Linked DNA regions of Homo sapiens: region 1 is linked to region 2. Evidence: read pairs that join two places in POLR2A ChIA-PET (ENCODE). Cell type or tissue: HepG2. All regions are shown on one strand. Links, peaks and the distances in the headings refer to the core of each region. The heading gives the core; the rest is flanking DNA.

What was found. Peaks named below come from ENCODE experiments on the same cell type or tissue, not always from the same donor. Only the 100,000 strongest peaks of a DNase experiment are listed, where the experiment ranks them.
Region 1: POLR2A ChIA-PET joins it to region 2 with 7 read pairs; 2 of 35 experiments call an interaction of 5 or more read pairs at or near these places.

Annotation. Positions count from the first base shown.
Region 1 is chr13:27,400,155-27,410,150 of GRCh38, reverse strand. LOC124903138 (a long non-coding RNA gene) reads right to left here and starts at 6,937. Exons shown (of 2, transcript XR_007063733.1): 1 at 5,770-6,937; 2 at 3,704-5,016. It also overlaps the pseudogene RNY1P1. RefSeq lists an enhancer at 5,729-6,299. In HepG2, for the core only: CTCF peaks have their summits at 3,666 (motif pointing left) and 5,755; DNase peaks (open chromatin) are centred at 3,650 and 5,970.
Region 2 is chr13:27,955,976-27,965,971 of GRCh38, reverse strand. It overlaps CDX2 (caudal type homeobox 2), which reads left to right. Exons shown (of 3, transcript NM_001265.6): 2 at 957-1,102; 3 at 2,603-5,054. The coding sequence ends at 2,857. Among named protein-coding and RNA genes, the nearest start is that of LINC00543, 7.4 kb to the right of the region's middle. RefSeq lists an enhancer at 1-190. In HepG2, for the core only: a CTCF peak has its summit at 5,527 (motif pointing right); DNase peaks (open chromatin) are centred at 3,501, 5,091 and 5,461; H3K4me3 peaks cover 2,599 bases.

The sequences.
Region 1 (9,996 bases), core at 3,004-8,003, 560 kb after region 2:
GCCCTCTGATCCTCTAGTGTTCTCATCTTTTCATTAGAGAATGTTTCATTTCTTTTTCTTTTTTCCTTTTTTTGCTCTATTTTCTGGGAGATTCCTCCAGCTTTATTTTCTAACCCTTTTATTAAGTTTTTAAAATATTCTAAAATATTCTATCATATTTTTATGTTTTAAAATTTCTGCTACGTTTTAAATTTAAAATTTTTAAATTTAATCTCTGCTTGTTACTTTTTCATAGCATCCTGTTCTTGTTTTATGCATGTGCTATCTTCTCATCTATTTGAGGATATTAATAGTAGTGATTTTGAAATTTGAAACTCCCTACATGATCTGTTTCCTCCACTTTGCATTGTTCTCTTCGTATTTGTCCCTGTCTTACATCAGAGAATTCTTCAGCTATTTGGTGATCTTCTGGGACTCAGAACATACCACCCCAAAATACATAGGAGATTAGAAGATAACACCGCAAAAATGTACTTCTTTGGCATGTTTTGAGCTGATTATTCTGAGAAACTGCAGATACAGGAGTAGTTCTGAAAAGCTGTCCTTTTGTAAATGGAGGTAACATCTAGAAAGAAAATCTAGTAAAAGTATCTGTATCAGGCCTGGCATGGTGGTACACACCTATAGTCCCAGCTACTCAGGAGCCTGAGTTGGGAGGATCATTTGAGCCCAAGAGGTTGAGGCTGCAGTAAGCTATGATCACGCCACAGCACTCCAGCCTGGGTGACAGAGCAAGAACCTGTCTCAGAAAAACAAAGAAACAAAAAAACTTCTGTCTCTTATAATGTCATAACTTCCTTTAAAAAGTGAAAACAAAAAAGTACCTGTATCAGGAAGAGGGATGCTCCAGACAACTTTTATTACCTGAAAGACCAGACAACTTTTATTACCTGAAAGACCTTTTATCTGCACAAGACAACCTTTGTTCACCATGCATTTCCACCCCTCTTCCTCCCATACCTTGTTGCCATCTCCTGCTAGAAGCCCTGAGGCCCTATTTCTTTCTGTAGCTCAGGATGGGATATAAGCTTCGGTCATCTGGCCCTTCTTCAAGTCTCATATATTGTGGGACTGCTGTGCGTATGTACATAATTAAACATGGTTTTTCTCCTGATAATCTGTCTTATGTCCATTTAATTATTTGTAGCCCAGCCAAAGGGTGGAGGGAAGCCCTTTTTCCCTCCCCTACAGATCCCTGGCTGCTTTCTCATATTTAATTAAAAACTAATTGAAGCCCTGGACTCATGAGGGATGACCAAGAGCTGGGCTGTTTCATTGGCAGCCCCGGTGTCTGTAGGGCTTTCCTCTTGGGGTGGTCACAGCCCTCAAGTCCCTGCACATTGCGTTCTGCTGGCTGCTAGTTGTGGGGAAAGAGAGTGGGGGTTGCCCTGTTCATTGTATAAACTTTTCCTTAGTTTCTGTACCCTCAACTGTACCATTCCCATCAATCCAGAGACCCGGTGCTTTTACGTCTTCATTGGGTATAACTATCTCCAGGCTTCTTCTGGAAATAGAAAGGTGAAATTACCCACAGTGAGGAGTGAGGGCATTTGTGTGTGTGTTGTTGCATGTTGTAAGACCTAAAATGTCATGTGCTGCATGATGTCTTAGAGCCTCACAGGGCCCCAAAGGCCTGACTATGAGTTTCCCTGCTCTGGCCAGATATGCTCCCCCGAGCAACAAATCTCCTCCACCTGGCCAGTTCCCCTCTCAGCCAGACCAGCAGCACTCCACCTGATCCTCCACCTAACAGGCTTCACCTCCTTGCCAGTCTGTGGAATTATTCAAACAAACCAATCACATCCTCCCCTGGAAACCAGGGAGCACCTCATCCTCCTGTTACTACAAAGCCTCCTCTCACAGCCCCTACTGGTTCATCCAGTGCCGCCGCTGTGTGGCCCTGCACAGTGTGTGGCGTCCTCCTCCCCTGGCTGTTTGAGTATGTGTGACTGATGAACTGTTGTCATCTCATCAGCCCAGTGCTGGGTGTCATGTGTTCAGCCACCTTACACTGTTTAGGGCAGAAGATCCCCCCTCACTAACATGGTAAATAGAAGAAAATCCGTACAGAGTGTGTGTCTCTGTGTGTATGTATGCATGCATGCATGTGTGTGCAGTGTGCTTAGGGGTCTAACTACTTCTTAAACAGACCTTCAGTCAGTTTTCTATTTCTAGCACCTCCCCTCTTCTAGAGAAAAAATGATAAATGCTGGAGTCAGACTGCCTGGAATTGGATTCTAGTTCTGTCCCACTTCCTGACGGTGGGGTCTTGGCAAGTTATTCAACTTTTCAGTACCTCAGTTTCCTCATCTGGGAAATGAGGATAATAACAGTGCAGGATTATTGTGATGAGTCAATGACACTACATGCAAAGGGCTCACTTTGGGCTCCTTATAAAAGATGTTGGATTGAATATAAGCATTTACTTGTGCTTCCTCTGAACCCTCAAATAAGTAATGGTGAGGTCCTTTTTCAAAAAAGCATATTACCCCAGAAGGACAAATGAACCAGAGACAAGAGACTGTAGCAACAACATTTTTGGATGCTGGAAAGCAAAAATTGAATGGTAACTGATTGAGCAGAGGCAAGAAGCCATGGGGAGAATTGAATAAGTTAACACATACTAGGCACTGCAAACAGTCAAGTGCAGTAAAACTGTTGTGGAAAGCTTTAGGTTGGCAGAAAAAGAAAATATTTTGAAGAGGCTGAGATAAGTCCACAGACTTCCTGAGAAAAAGAACTGACAGCAATCAGTACTGCCTGGGAATGGTAGGTGAAGAAATGTGAATAAGGCTGACTTATTCCCAACTGAAAGTAAGTTTTGAACTACACAGGGTTGGGGACTTTGGAAAGGAATTATCTTAATATAAATAGACAAATGAAAGAAGTTGTATATTAAAATTATATAAAGCTTGACCACCCTTCCATGCAGGGAATGAATTTCAGGCAGTGCACCCTGAAATGGAGGTGGATACAACCTGGAATTGACACTGACTCCCATGGGTACTGCAGCCTCCACTGGCACACCCCAAATTTCTAAGCGCAGTTTCAGGCACTGCTGTAAGCACTGGGAAGACAGTGATGAACGAAATAGGCAAAGTCCCTGCCAACACAGAAGGATCCAGATGCTGGTGGGTTTTTTTTGTCGTTGGTTTTGTTTTATTTTGTTTGAGAGACAGGGTCTCACTCTGTCACCCGGCTGGAGTGCAGGGGTGTGATCGCGGCTCACTGCAACCTCCGCCTCCTGGATTCAAGTGATTCTCCTGCCTCAGTCTCTTGAGTAGCTGGGATTACAGACACGTGCCACCACGCCTGGCTAATTTCTGTATTTTTAGTAGAGACGGGATTTCGCCACATTGGCCAGGCTGATCTTGAACTCCTGACCTCAGGTGATCCGCCCACCTCCCAAAGTGCTGAGATTACAGGTGTGAACCACCATGGCCAGCCCAGATGCTGTTTTAGCCTCCGACAGAGGGAAGCCAAAGGCACCGGGTGCTTGGGGGAGAGGGTGGGAAGGAGAGGTTTCTCTCAGCAAGGAAGGGAGGCTGAAGTCACTGGTTCAAACCAAATGTCCAGTTTCCACAACACCATTGCCCAGAGTGTGTGTGCTACTTCACAACCATGAATTTGTCCTGCCACCCATGTGGTTTCTGAGAAGAAACCACCACAGAGCCATCTTGTGGTGGAAAAAAAGACACACAGGTTTCACCATGAACACTTTATTGGATTTTATATGGCATTAGCAGGTGTAAATACATCTGCATGCTATTGTACCCTTGAATCCTCCCATATGGTCCAGCAGCATTTTAAAGTGGTCAGCAAATGTTTACAGCAATCTACACTTGTCCCACTAACACATTTACCACAGGTAATTAACTTAACTACCTGATAAAAATGTAATTGGCGTGTTGTAATGCGAGCTATTGTCTGAGAAGACTTTGACTGACAGTTACTTACATTTGCTTCTTGGTTATCTTTATAGGCACATAATTAAATCCAAATTCGATCATTATTTTGTGATTTGATTAAAGTAAACAGTCAAATTGGGTAATCATGGTCCAGAAAGATTTATTATTTGCCTCAATTATGCAGTTTGGATTTTTTATATTGTTAGAACATAATAAGAAATTAGTCTGATTGCTCTCTCCATGCTGTCAGATGCTGTGTGGCCACACCCTCCATGTCAGGGAGAAACCTGATTCAGCAGAGATGACTTCATGAGGCTGTGGAATATGAATTTGTATGATTCAAGGACTCATGTTGCCTCTCCTGGAAGCATCCATCATTGCATCTGAGCCATTGAGCACATTGCAAACAGCAACAACACACACTGAGTTCAATGACACCACAGAGAGCATCCCCACCCAGCACAGGGGACAGAATTTCAGTGCATGGATTACAAAGCAGCTGCTGCCCAAGCATGGCTCCTCTGCTGCTCCAAGCACTAGTGTCACCTGTGGATACACAGCTGTTATAAACAGCTTGAACAACCGTGAAAAGCCTCCCCAAGTTGCTTCGGCTACGACTGGTGATACACACGCACCGCCAGTCTTCATACAAACTTCAGCCCTCAAATAAGCAAACAGCCTCCTGCATAAGCTCAGCAGATGCCCCCATCTTCAACGCTCATAAGAGACACTTCAAAAATGTGGCTTCAGGGTTCTTCTCACTCTGCTTAGAGAGTGCTCGGGATTCACCAGGTGCTTCCACAGATTTGGGCAAGTTTGCAGTGGCCTGCCCAATAACGACGCCTTTGCTGAGCTGTGTTTATGAAGGCCAAGTCTCAAGACCACGAACAATGGAACCATAAGAGCCTCAGCTTGGTACCAATGTTTCCAGGCACTAAGTTACAGTCCCAAACCCAGTCCATGGGGATACTCTGCTACAGATGACTTTGGCCATGCCCTGGAAGTTGGTTAAGACAGAATTCAGTTCAATTTTTCCAGCGGGTGGAGGTTGCAGTGAGCCGAGATCACACCACAGCACTCCAGCCTTGGTGACAGAGCAAGACTCCATCTCAAAAAAAAAAAAAAAAAGAAAAAAAGAAAGAATTCAGTTCAATTTTTAAAACAACTGGTTTTTCCCATTTCCTTAGGGAAACCTGGAATGTGTTTCCTGCTCCTCCACACCTGTCCAGCCTCCCACCCCGGCGCCAACCTGATCTTTGCCCAGCAGACGCGGAGGCGCCTGCCCAACCTCAGCCCTGTGCCCACGAGGGCCTCAGAGCCCGCAGACTTCCTGCCGGGACCTGCTGGCCTTGCCCATGTTTTAGCTCCTGGCTCTGCTAGTCTTTTCCTGCTGTCTCATGGTCTCACGTGTAACACTCACATCTCCCCAGTGAGACCGTAAGTGACGTGAAGGCAGCAAGCAACAGGTGTAGAGCAGGTCATACGATCTGTGTGTTCGCTCAGCAAATACGGAACGCCTGCTCCATGCCAGACCCTGCTCTACACCCGAGGAAGACGGTGATGAACAAATAAACCCATCATACCCTAGATGCACAATCTGAAGGATGCTCCCAGGTCACCCAGGATGGGAATAAAACCAGAGCCTTCAGTGATGCCAGTTAATCAGACCCTTGGCTTTCGGTTTTACTGTGCATCACTGTGAACTGATGTGCATGCGTTAGATGGCACATTTCCTGACGAGGGACAGGCTCCGGGAAGTCCATGGGGCTGCTAACATCTTAGTAATCCAGTGGTTCTCACAAGATATGCAGTATTTGTCCCACTGGGGGGACTTGATGACCATGAGCCCTGCAGCACTCACCTCAGCACAGTGCCCAACAGCAGGAGGAAGTCAGGGGGCCATTTGCACTGCCGATTTCAAATTACCCTTAGCAAATATGGTTCACTTCATAGAGCAAACAGGATCAGCCAGTTAATCTATGGAGCAAGAGAGAAAGAACTTTACCCATAATTAATGTTTTACTACCTCTCTCAAAAAGCGTAACCTTTAACCCCCAAATCAACTCTAAAATGAGGCGAAGGAGGAACAGCTCCTGGTCAGTCCCGGTGCTGGCTCTGTCCCTCTGCCAATGCTGTTTCGATCTGGAGAAACAAATAAACGGAAATATAAGCTCTTTACAGCACACGGTGAAGCAGACCCACAATTTCCAGACCAGAGGCAGCCTCGAGTGGAGTGATATATGGCTGTCTTCCTGAGTGCTCTCCTGCCTGAGACCGAGCTAGGCCCCAGGAGTAAACTGGTGGTGAGGGAAACCCTTCCATGTGCCTGGAGAGCAGTGTGGCAGGAGGTGGGCCTGCCTAGAGCTGACTGCAGAAATTCTGTCGTGGACTTAGCTCCAGCAGCAACTAATTGACTACCTCAAGGAGTTAATGCTTCCACAAATATGCCAGACAGTGCCAGTAACTACCAGGAAGGATCTCATTTAGCACAAGGATTGCATTGACTCCAAAGTTGAAATCAAACTTGGTGGTGATTAGAAATGGCCTTAGTGAAGCCCAAGCCAGGAAGAGAGCTGTTCTGTGTAAGATATCAGTTATGCGGTAGAATTCTCTAGAGCCAGTACTGCTAACCCAATGCCCAGCCTGCCTCCTGCTAAGCAGATCACTCAGGTTCTTTTTGCATGCCTATTGTGTCAATGACAGGCAGTTCCAGACACTTTCATTTTTATATAAGCCTAAGTATTTGTGACCTAAGAAGTGAGTCATTAGGAGTCGGTACAGCTTATTATTCACACACTAAAACTAGCACAGAACTAGCATTTACCAAGGGTTTAACTTCAGTTCCTTCCCAGAGATCTGGCTGCTGTGCACGGCTTAGCTCTGTGGCCCACATATGCAGCATAGTTGGAATTCCTGCAGTTTGGAAGAGGAACAATTTGCTATTAGTGCTGTCTTGAGGTTGTCATGCTTTATAAGTGCTGCTTTTCTTGCTTTTGAATTATAACTTACAGTTGGTTTTGTGTCTTTATTGCCAACTTAGTTCACTGTGTGTTGTCTGGTTAGTGTGTGATGGTATATTCTAGCATCTGCCTATGCTGTTCTGGTAACTACACTTGAACACATAAACACACTAGGTTCAAATATGAACCACGCATGCCGCTATTGCTAAATGAAAAATGTATGTGATTCTGCCAGATGTATGTGGGCATCCCTTTTCCTACGCCATATGGAAAGTGAATGAGGGAGGTAGGCCATGAAGTTTCTGGCTTGTCAAAGTAGGGTGCTGTCAAAAAAGTTTTGCAGGCTCCAGTCCTAGAAGTCTGGAATTACATTACACCAGTGTATGCAGTGGTGTGCTAGTAGAGATGTTTGCAGCCAGCTTTCAGGGGTAAAAAGTGTGTCTGTGTGTGTGCGTGTTTAATATGTTTATTATAAATGTTGATACAGATGTGTGATGTGCAACTTACAAATAAACATACAATTAAATATACAATACTCTTAATCACAAATCCCATATAACCGACTCTCACTAAATGCTTTCAGTTGATTTTTGTTGAATCTTGTATCCATAGCCAAACTGTAGTTGCAATTGATGAACAAGTGCGGTTCCAACATAAATGTTAGTTGTCATTTTGTTTAAGAGTAAGACAAAAGTGGGTGATCGAAAGGTAGTGAGTTATCTCAACCGATAGTTCATAGTTAGTTACAGATCCAACTCTTTATTCTACACTTTCCTCCTTCTCACTCCTGCACTTGACTAGTCTAAAAAAAAAAAAATGCCAGGCGTGGTGGCTCGCGCCTGTAATCTCAGCACTTTGGGAGGCCGAAGAGGGTGGATAACTTGAAGTCAGGAGTTTGAGACCAGCCTGGCCAACACGGTGAAACCCCGACTCTACTAAAAATACAAAAATTAGCCAGGTGTGGTGGCGGGCAACTGTAATCCCAGCTACTTGGGAGGCTAAGGCAGGAGAATTATTTGAACCTGGGAGGCTGAGGTTGCAGTGAGCCGACATCACGCCATTGCACTACAGTCTGGCCAACAAGAGCAAAACTCCGTCTCAAAAAAAAAAAGTGTGAAATAACAAAGACTATGTCAAAATTTCAGTCCTTTATCAATGATGTGACTGTTTTGCCAAATCAGATAGTATTTTCAAAAGCTAGAAGAAAGTATTTTCAATGTTTAAGCAATCTGCAATGTAATGGCTATGAACATTACAGTTTTAAGTTTAATTTGCATCATTAACATTTTCTCCATCACTTTCTTAAGTCCAGGCAATCAACTAAACCATCAAGCCCTGGCTTGCAGTGTTTGCCCTTGTTCTGGTAAACATTCCCACCATGGCTGATTTCAGTCTACTGACAGGCATCACTGACCTCAGAGTTGGGGAAAGATTCACAGTAATACACCTTTCTATAGTATTCCTACCATACACCTTCAGTAGCCTAAGTAACCTCAAGAACGTAAATTGTAATACAATGCAGCAAAAAACAAATTAGGAAGTAATGAGCTTTGAGCATTTTACCTTTGTTTTTTATATACCTTATTTCAGCGTACCTTTATAAAACTTAATTATCAACAGTGGCTATGTTTAATAACTGGGAACTTACTAAATATAATATTTAGATTCGTGAAGATGCTTGCCAGCCTATGCCAGCCAGCCTCGGCACACCATTGAGTGCAGCAGTGGTTTAGGAAAGCCTGGTTTTTCCTTGTTTCCCATTCCTACTCCCCTTGGCACAGTCACTGAGGGTGTCCCACTCTGGGCCGAGCTGTGGCTAAGCAGTCTGTCTACAGCCAAGATGGGCTGGGCAAGTCTGCACTTCTGGAGGTGCCGGAAGCCCAGCCCCACCATAAAGAGGAAGTGCTGGAAGCATTTTGAGAATTAGGAGGAAAGTGCCAGCCAGTGACTAAAAGCCTAGTGCAGTCATAAAACTCTGCCCTGGGGTATGTCCTGAGAAACAAGGTGTTGGCTTTGAAAGCTTTTCATTTTCTCTCCCTTAAAAACTTAACCAGAAACTTTAGTTATAAGCAGATCATAAAACTCAAATTCCAATACCAAAGGACATTTCCAAGGACATGTATACATGATTTATACATTTTATGATACCGATCCAATGACTAAAAATGCTTTTTTCCTCCATGCTAGTAACTGTATGAGTCCTTTTATTGGCCAAATGTGGATTTTTAAAGTTTTTTTTTTTTCATGCTTTTTTTTTTTTGAGACAGGGTCTCGCTCTGTCGTCCAGGCTGGAGTGCAGTGGCTTGATCTTGGCTCACTGCAACCTCCGCCTCCTGGGTTCAAGCAATTCTCCTGCCTCCCCGGTGGCTGGAATTACAGGTATCCACCACCACACTGTGTCCAGAGTTGGAGTTTCTTCCTTCTGGTGGGCTCCTGGTATTGCTGACTTCAAGAATGAAGCTGCAGACGCAGCGAGTGTTACAGATCTTAAAGGTGGCAGGGACCCAAAGAGTGAGCAGCAGCAAGATTTATTGTGAAAAGCCAAAAAACAAAGCTTCCAAAGCATCAAAAGGGACCGGAGCAGGTTGCCGCGGCTGGCGGGGAGGGGAGTGGCCAGCTTTTATGCTCTTATTTGTCCCTGCCCACATCCTGCTGATTGGTCCATTTTACAGAGTGTTGATTGGTTTATTTTACAAACCTCTAGCTAGCCAAAGAGCACTGATTGGTGCGTTTTTACAGAGCACTGATTGGTGCATTTTACAAACCTCTAGGTAGCTACAGAGCAGTGATTAGTGTGTTTTACAATCCTGCCTATGCTGATTGGTGCATTTTACAATCCTCTTGTAAGACGGAAAAGTTCTCCAAGTCCCCACTCAACCCAGGAAGTCCAGCTATCTTCACCTCTCAACACCTGGGTAAGTTTTGTATTTTTAGTAGAGTCGGGGTTTCACCATATTGGCCAGGCTGGTCCTGAACTCCTGACCTCAGGTGATCCACCCGCCTCAGCCTCCCAAAATGCTGGGATTACAGGCATGAGCCACTGTGCCTGGCCCATGTTATCTGATTTTTAATGACAGCGGATCTGAATTTCTTTCAAAAAGGATCCATTCATTTAGAAATAAGACAAA
Region 2 (9,996 bases), core at 2,510-7,509:
TTCAGATCTTTCTGTGGGATTGGGCACTGGGCGATTGAACCTGTTCAGCTGCAAGAAGACCCAAAAGTGGGACGGAGCCAGAGAGAACAGCTTCTGGCCAGGGCTCTGCCAAGGGCTGAGCCAAGACAGACCTGGTGGAGACGCCAGGCTCGGGCCTGCTCCAACATTGTGGACACTATTTGTCAAGGCCCTTCAGTAAAACAATCAATCTGGGATTTAATATGTTGACTCAATCCAATGAGCATAGATCACTGGTCAGGATAACTCTGGCCGGATTTGCAGCAGGAATAAATGGAGGATCAAAAAAGAAAAAGTACCAAACGCCAAACCTGGTCTGGGCAGGTATAAAGTGTCCCCAGCAGGAGGGGTTTTCTGCCTGTTCCCTCGGCCAGAGCCCAGCTCAGAATTCCACCTGATGGGCCTGGTGTGTCTGGGGGATGATTCTGGCGACTTGTCAGCTCCTGAGCCCCGCTTTCCACTTGTAGTAAAGCAAAGTAGTAACCCCCACACCCCCTCTACAACATGTGCCCACAATGACAGCTGTTTTCGGGGTGGGCTTCCATCTCTGGTAGGCCTGGAAATCTGGATGCTTCCAGGATCCCGGCCACTTCACCCTGCCCCCTTTCCCTTGGTGTCAAATATATGCCAGTACTGTATTTGGTTTACCGAAAGGGTGGTTACATTCTGCTGTCTTCTGTGTGAATGAGGTTTTCACTTTCCTTAATTTTTAAAAACCACTTAATACCAAGGTTAGTTTAGTTGCCTCCACTAGCCTCATACCCTCCCCCCACAGGACCCTCTGGGGGGTCTTGTCAGACTTGGCAGGAACCAGCCAAACCCGGGCCCCCCAGGGTGGTGGAGGAAGAGAAATGTCCCTGGGTTAGGGAGGTTTGTCATTACCCATGACTGATGGGCTGCCTTGCAGTTCTCAGCCCTCACTTCTCCTTCCTCCACAGTGAAAACCAGGACGAAAGACAAATATCGAGTGGTGTACACGGACCACCAGCGGCTGGAGCTGGAGAAGGAGTTTCACTACAGTCGCTACATCACCATCCGGAGGAAAGCCGAGCTAGCCGCCACGCTGGGGCTCTCTGAGAGGCAGGTGGGGACCGCCTAGCTCCCTCCGGGCGGGCCACTGCCTGGCAGAGGACCATGAGAGTTAGAAAATCTGGCTGCAGGGGCCATCTAAATCTGTGGAGAGACTGAAGCAGGAGGATGCAAGCATTCGTCTTTGGAGTCCTTTTTTTTTTTTTTTTTTTTTTTAAACAGAGATGGGGTCTTGCTTTGTGGCCCAGGCTGGAGTGTAGTGGCACAATCATAGCTCACTGCAGCCCTGACTTCCTGAGCTGAAGGGATCCTCCTGCCTCAGTCACCTGAGTAGCTTGGACTACAGGCTCGAGCCACCATGACTGGCTAATGTTTAAATTTTTTGCAGAGATGGTCTCACTGTCTTACCCAGGTTGGTCTCAAACTCCAAATGCTCCTCCTGTCTTGGACTCCTAAAGTGCTGAGATTACCGGTGTGAACCACCATGCCTGGCCTGGAGTACATGCCCCCCCACCCGCCACCGTCGAAACGCAGTTTCACTCTTGTTGTGCAGGCTGAAGTGCAATGGCGCGGTCTCAGCTCACTGCAACCTCTGCCTCCCGGGTTCAAGCGATTCTCCTGCTTCAGCCTCCCAAATAGCTGGGACTACAGGCATGTGCCACCACGCCCGGCTAATTTTGTATTTTTAGTAGAAATGCGGTTTCTCCATGTTAGTCAGGCTAGTCTCGAACTCCTGGCCTCAGGTGATCCACCCGCCTCGGCCTCCCAAAGTGCTGAGATTACAGGTGTGAGCCACTGTGCCTGGCCCTGGAGTACTTTTTTAAAAAGCCTCCTTCTACCTTTAGTCCTCTTTTTTTGATGTTGTTGATTTTTTCTGTCTCTCTCTTTTGAGGGATATAAGAAGTGTGAAAAACAGCCAAGGGTATTAGTTTAATCCAGAATTCCATTTGGGTCTATAAAGACATATTAAAGACCTATTCTCTTTGTTTCCAGCACTGTACCTAAGAAAATAAACTGAATAAAGTACTCAGTCTCTCACAAAAACTAGAGGGACAAGACTTGGTTCATGAACATTTTATATATATAGTCTAGAAAAACAGGCCAACTTCACAGCCAGGAAGCCACAAAATTAAATCTCATTTTCAGCTCTAAGGTGAGGAAAATTACGTTTTAGTTTAGCCTTGAGGGGCCAAAGGTTGCCATTTGAAGTATACCACCCAGCACTGGCCTCCCTTTGCTGTGTAGAAAGGGCCTTGCAGTTTCAGTTTTCCTTGGTTCTGAGACTTTAAACTTTTGCAGTAAATACGTAGATAAAAGTTGCTTTGAAAAGAAACTCAGGGAGCAAGGAAGGAGGAAGACTCTTCCCCATGAGGCTGAATTGGGCCTAAGAATGGATCCAGGGTTGGGCTGTTATGGGGATGCCCGAGGAAAGCTTCTAGAAGGACTTGGAGTTCTGTAGCTGGAGCAGAAGATGTTGATGATACTGCTGGGTACTGTTCCTCTTTTCCCTCACATCTTCACCACAATGTGCTTTTCTCCACCTTTCCATTTCTAGGTTAAAATCTGGTTTCAGAACCGCAGAGCAAAGGAGAGGAAAATCAACAAGAAGAAGTTGCAGCAGCAACAGCAGCAGCAGCCACCACAGCCGCCTCCGCCGCCACCACAGCCTCCCCAGCCTCAGCCAGGTCCTCTGAGAAGTGTCCCAGAGCCCTTGAGTCCGGTGTCTTCCCTGCAAGCCTCAGTGCCTGGCTCTGTCCCTGGGGTTCTGGGGCCAACTGGGGGGGTGCTAAACCCCACCGTCACCCAGTGACCCACCGGGTTCTGCAGCGGCAGAGCAATTCCAGGCTGAGCCATGAGGAGCGTGGACTCTGCTAGACTCCTCAGGAGAGACCCCTCCCCTCCCACCCACAGCCATAGACCTACAGACCTGGCTCTCAGAGGAAAAATGGGAGCCAGGAGTAAGACAAGTGGGATTTGGGGCCTCAAGAAATATACTCTCCCAGATTTTTACTTTTTCCCATCTGGCTTTTTCTGCCACTGAGGAGACAGAAAGCCTCCGCTGGGCTTCATTCCGGACTGGCAGAAGCATTGCCTGGACTGACCACACCAACCAGGCCTTCATCCTCCTCCCCAGCTCTTCTCTTCCTAGATCTGCAGGCTGCACCTCTGGCTAGAGCCGAGGGGAGAGAGGGACTCAAGGGAAAGGCAAGCTTGAGGCCAAGATGGCTGCTGCCTGCTCATGGCCCTCGGAGGTCCAGCTGGGCCTCCTGCCTCCGGGCAGGCAAGGTTTACACTGCGGAAGCCAAAGGCAGCTAAGATAGAAAGCTGGACTGACCAAAGACTGCAGAACCCCCAGGTGGCCTGCGTCTTTTTTCTCTTCCCTTCCCAGACCAGGAAAGGCTTGGCTGGTGTATGCACAGGGTGTGGTATGAGGGGGTGGTTATTGGACTCCAGGCCTGACCAGGGGGCCCGAACAGGGACTTGTTTAGAGAGCCTGTCACCAGAGCTTCTCTGGGCTGAATGTATGTCAGTGCTATAAATGCCAGAGCCAACCTGGACTTCCTGTCATTTTCACAATCTTGGGGCTGATGAAGAAGGGGGTGGGGGGAGTTTGTGTTGTTGTTGCTGCTGTTTGGGTTGTTGGTCTGTGTAACATCCAAGCCAGAGTTTTTAAAGCCTTCTGGATCCATGGGGGGAGAAGTGATATGGTGAAGGGAAGTGGGGAGTATTTGAACACAGTTGAATTTTTTCTAAAAAGAAAAAGAGATAAATGAGCTTTCCAGATTTCAGATTCTGTATTTATCTTCAGATTTTGTCTGCAACTATTTTTTATTTTTTAAAGAAATGAAATATCTTCTCTGCTTGCAAGCTGATTTGGAAAATTCAGAGAGGGAGTGGAGATTATCTGGACAGCCTCATTTTACCCCAGAGCATCAGAAGCCTGAAAGAGCAGGTTCTGAGACCTTCCCTGCCCCCAAGCCTGAGCCCAGCCTTGGAATGCGTGGCTCTCCTGGGGGTGCCTTTGGGCAAAATGCACATCTGAATGGCCAGGTGCTTCCCAGCAGTCAGAAATTATGGGGGGTGGGGGTGAGAGGGCCCCCTCATAGCATCTCACCAAATCCACATGGAGGCTTTTTGCAAACAGCAGGCAGTTCCCTTCTGCAGTGACTCCCTCCTAAGGACGCCCCACAACCCAGCTAGTTAAACGTGAGCATTAAATTTTTTTTAAAAAAAATCCCCCTAGTTTCCCAAGACAGCATTTCCATGAATTTAGTCTTCTGTAAATCACTGGGCATTTCCGTGAGCCCTTTCTGCCTCCACTCTCTTCTCTGTCTTTGCAGTTTCCTTATCCCCGACCGCGCCCCCCCTTCCAACCCAATCACCCCACAAACAAGATTTCTAGACCCAGTATAAAATGATCCTTTTAGTGACAGTTTCTTGTTATCTGGCCGATCCACTGGGGACCGGGCTGCAGCCTTTAAAATTTTTGATCCTGGAGGCCGCCGAGCTGAACTTTCCGGCAGGACCCGGGCGAGGGGGGCTTAGCCCTTCGTTTCGATCTTCCCACCAACATCCGAGAGCCTAATCAGCGCGCCCACGGAGGCGCCTTAAGGGCAGTTGGGGAAGATGAGCAGAGCCGGGAAACAGCAAGAGGTATAGACCCTCTGCAGCACCTCTCCAATTCCGCGGCCCTTCCGGGTGGCGTATACAGCTCCAGGATTGGGAAAGGGGCTCCGGTGGCCCGGCCCGCGGGCGCCTGGCCTCGAAGCCAGAGGGAGGAGTGCGGGGCGTGGGGTCGGGGGGTGCCGGGCAGAGGAGGAAGCCGTGTCCGGGTCCGCTGGGCGAGGGGTCCTGGGTCAGGGGTCCTGGGTCAGGGCCGGTCTGAGCCCCGGTGCCCCGCAGGTCTCCCCGCGCCCCGGCCGCGCCCACAGGCCCGCCCCCTAGCCGCCGGGGTTGCTATGCGTTGCCGTGAAACGCCTGTCAATAAACCCTGTTTGGACAGTGGAGCAAGAGCACATGGGTTGTTTGCTTAGTGGTTAGAGGTTCAAAAGTCGACATTGTCCCGCTGCAAGCGATTACAAGTTCTTCCCCTTCCCGGGGCTCGGTCCCCTTGCACGCGGGTACGGGGCCAGGGAAGGGAGCTCGGCTGCTCTCTGAGATGCAAGCACCCGGCTCGCTGCTGCGAGCGCCTGGCAAGCCTCCCGGGCCACGGAAAAAGGCGCAAAACCAAGACCCTCTCCGGCAAGTGAGGCCACCGCGCTTCTAACGCCAACTGTGTCACCCCCGAAGCAATACCTACGGAACAAGGGATGTGGCACGAGTAGGGAGCGCAGCTTGAGGAGTGTAGGGAGGCCTGCACAGGGGCGCCTGAGGTTGAGACCGGATGACCTCGCGGCTCCTGACGCCTCCAGCGCAGAGCTTGGGGTCCCGGCCTCCGAATCCCACGCCTCCACCGCGTCCAGTCGCCGGTTCAGGCGCCAGAGGGCGCGCGCGCTCTGGGAAGAGATGGGGCTTGGGCTCGTGAACCCGGAAAGGTTCCAGTTTTCACCCAGTTGGGAGGTGCAAGCGCCTCTGCCGACTCCGGCTGAGCCCAAACCCGGGCGCTGCAAGATTTTTCTACGTTGGTCGTGGGCCTGTTGAAACTAAGTTAAAACTAAGTCAGGCAGGAGAGATTCTTGGGTTTGTTGAATGTTTAAGAAAAACAAAATTGGGGGAGAGGGACTATACCATTCTAAAAGGGTCATTTTGCACACGATGTTTTCTTTCTAAAAATTACAGTAATGTGGGCACAGTATTAATATATGGTAATACTAGAAATTTAGGATAAATATGAGAATAAAACCTGTCAATATTGTGGAACAGAGGTTTAAAAAAGTGTCTATGGGCCGGGCCGGGCGCAGTGGCTCACGCCTGTAATCTCAGCACTTTGAGAGGCAGAGGCGGGCGAATCACTTGAGGTCAGGAGTTCGAAACCAGCCTAGCCAACATGGCGAAACCCCGTCTCCGCTAAAAATACAAAAATTAGCCGGGCGTCGTGGTGCGCTCCTGTAATCCCAGCTATCGGGAGGCTGAGGCAGGAGAATCACTTGAACCCGGGAGGCGGAGGTTGCAGTGAGCCGAGATCGAGCCACTACACTGCAGCCTGGGCGACAGAGAGAGACTCCGCCTCAAAAACAAACAAACAAAAAAGTATTTATGGAGAATGAACAGCCTGAGTCTTCTCCCCCACGCCCCGCCGTGAACAATTCGTGGCTTTATCATATTCATCCAATAAAGTTAACACGATGGACTGCCAATGAAAGCAACGAATATTTCATTGCAATGTGTTTCATTTCTTTCTAATAATATCCAGAAAGATGCCTACGTCAGTGAAGAAAATATTAAATAACAATCTAAAAACACACATAGCAATATTCTTGCTGTTGTTGTTCACAACCACTCGGAAAAAAAAAGAGGCAACAAGCAGAAATGAAAGAAGTCTCAGCTACAGAATGGCAAGAAAAGTTATTTTATTTATTTATTTTTTTCTGAGATGGAGTTTCACTCAGTCGCCCAAGCTGGAGTGCAGTGGCATGATCTCAGCTCACTGTGACCTCGCCTCCTGGGTTCAAGAGAGTCTCCTGTCTCAGCAGCAGGTGCACGCCACCATGCCCGGCTAATTTTGGGTCGAAAAGTTATAGATATATTTTAGGGCCACTCTTTGCACCTCGTTTTAGACAGGTTGCTATTTACTAGCCTACTGACCTTGGGAAGGCCCCAACCTCTGAGCTACCACTTCCTTATTTGTAACATGGGGATCCAATGGGGAGCCAATGTAGCATTGTATGCTTATGACCAGACCCCAGTCATGATATGAGCAGCTTCTTGTACTGTATTCTGCAAAGTGCTGGAGAGTCCTTACAAAGAGCTTTTGAGCAAGAAAATTTCTCAAATTATGATAGAATAACCCTTTCCCAGAATTTTTTTTCTAATGCATTCAGCTTTGCTTACTTTGTCAAAATTGCCTGAAGTCTGTGTTCCTTGATTACCACTTCCTAAGCATCTGCATAAAATCTTGAGTGGCAAGGCACTAAGTAGCATTTCAGATGTGGCGACAAGTTGCTGATCTGTATAGCTCACTTGCCCTTTCATTTACTAGAAGACATGTTCCCAACTAGAACATCTAGTTTCTAGCTGTACTTAGGAGAATAAAGATTAGTTGAGGATATAGTTGAGAACCTTCTAATAATCCATCAGCACACTCTTTTTTTTTTTTTAAGACGAATTTTTGCTCTTGTTGCCCAGGCTGGAGTGCAATGGCTTGATCTCGGCTCACTGCAACCTCCACCTCCCAGGTTCAAGCAATTCTCCTGCCTCAGCCTTCTGAGTAGCTGGGATTACAGGCGACCGCCACAATGCCCGGCTAATTTTTTTTTGTATATTTAGTAGAGACGGGGTTTCACCATGTTAACCAGGCTGGTCTTGAACTTCTGACCTCAGGTGATCTGCCCACCTCAGCCTCCCAAAGTGCTGGGATTACAGGTGTGAGCCACTGTGCCTGGCCATCAGCACACTCTTAACCCAAAAGGAGCAGACAGGCAGATACTCTAACTAGATGGCATTAAAAGTTTCTTTATTTTGAGATAATTTCTACCTCAACACCTCAATATTAATTCTGTACTCTTCAGGAGCCACCCCAAGAGTACAGATTTAATATGAGGTACAGGTTTAACATATTAAACCTGTACCTCAGGCTGCTGAGGATTAAATTCTCTAAGGCTGATTCATCCTTAGATGTTGTTTTAAGAAAAATGTTTTACTCTCATCTCCAGAATTCTCCCTTACAGTAAAATTATGGCAGCAGATCTTGCATTAAATTGGTTTTGTTCAGAGTATAACAAAAACATTCATATCTGAGTAATGTAGATTAATTTGTAAATATTTAACTTATCCTCTTAATCACACTTAGACTGCACAAATTTTCAACCCCACAACTCCTACATTCAGTCAGTTTTCCTTTGCCTTTTTCCTTTTGCCTCCTGCTCTTCTTGGAGTGGGTGCACTATGATTTTAACAAACCAAGCAGGTTTTAGAGATGTCTGTGGGGCTAGCTGTGTGACACTGGGCCAAAAGAATCACCTGCTGTCTTTTTTTTTTTTTTTTTTTGAGACAGAGTCTCGCTGTCACCCAGGCTGGAGCACAGTGGCGATCCCGGCTGACTGCAAGCTCCGCCTCCCGGGTTCAGGCCATTCTCCTGCCTCAGCCTCCTGAGTAGCTGGGACTGCAGGCACCCGCCACCATGCCCAGCTAATTTTTTGTATTTTTTAGTGGAGACGAGGTTCACGGTGTTAGCCAGGCTGGTCTCGATCTCCTGACCTCGTGATCCACCTGCCTCGGCCTCCCAAAGTGCTGGGATTACAGGCGTGAGCCACCGCGCCCGGCCTCATCTGCTGTCTTCTTTCTTTAGTTACAAATCAGAGGAATACATATATATAAATAAAGATAGAGATATTTTATATTTAGCTACAAATCAGAGGAATACTATATATAAATAAAGATAGACATATTTTATACATATTTACACATATATAGACATATATGTATAAAATATCATGACTTTCTAGAAGGTTATGACATTAGATTTAGAAAAAAAACCTCTCAAATTCCAGATAAAGAAGGTAGACTCTGTGAGTTCCGGAGATTATACCAACGTTTACCTTGACATTCTTCCTGGAGGAATCAGTCCAGAGAAGGTGGGGGCAGCACTTAGGTGACCTTTTGGCTCCTGCATCTTTAGTGCCCAAACATTACATTTGTTTTAACAACAGCTTTTCCCAATTGGAATTTGTCATTAACCACAGCAGATATAGATAATATCAACAAGGTTGCCAGAGCCCCAAAGTTAAATAACCAGTAAAGCAGGATCCTGGTGATTCTGTGCTAGAGATGTAATCCATAAACCACAACACAACCAGTTTTGATCCACGAAAAAGACTTCCCTGAGATGAAATGATTTTCAAACCATCCCCTCACACGCACATTTACTTAAAAATAATATTTATATCACGTACTGGGTTTATGTGTCCAGTATTTTATTGGTAAGTAAAAACCCTGGGCAGTTCATGCACTTTCATATTTGAGTTTTAAGTTCAAAACTAAAAAGGAATTTTTTCCTAATTGCTCATGTGTTATCTCAGAACTTTCAGGATTAACAGTCTGCTATCTCAAACTTAGTATCTGTAGTATGATGATAATAGGTTTTATGGAAGTGGTAGTTGATAAGTTCCTCTCCAACCTCAGGGAAGCAAACAAGGAAAAACAATGCAGAGCTAAAGTCATTGTAATACAAACTTATGATGGCTTGTTATGTGGCACTTAAATAATTTTAATTTATTGATAATTAGTAGAATCAAGAACAAGGATTATATACCTAAACCACAGATTAGGAGTTGTTAAAAATGACCAGGGCAGGCTCTGTTTCCTACTCACGAAATACACTTCGGGTATTGTTCTTTCACTCTGTATAGCTAATATTTAAAAAACAACAGCTACAGCAAAACTTAACAGAACTAGATTCTGTTTTCAGTCTTCACTCGGCCCTCTCTTTTCTTTTCTTTCATTTTTCTTTTCTTTTCTTTTTCTTTCATTTTTCTTTTCTTTTCTTTTTCTTTTTTCTTTTTTTTTTTTTAGATGGAGTCTCGCTCTGTCTCCAGGCTGGAGCGCAGTGATGCGATCTTGGCTCACTGCAATCTCCGCCTCCTAGGTTCAAGCGATTCTCCTGGCTCAGCCTCCTCAGTAGCTGGGATTACAGGCGCGCACCACCACACACAGCTAATTTTTGTATTTTTAGTAGAGACAGGGTTTCACCATGTCGGCCAGGCTGGTCTTGAACTCCTGACCTCATGATCCGCCTGCCTCGGCCTCCCAAAGTGCTGAGATTACAGTCGTGAGCCAACGTGCCCTGCCAGC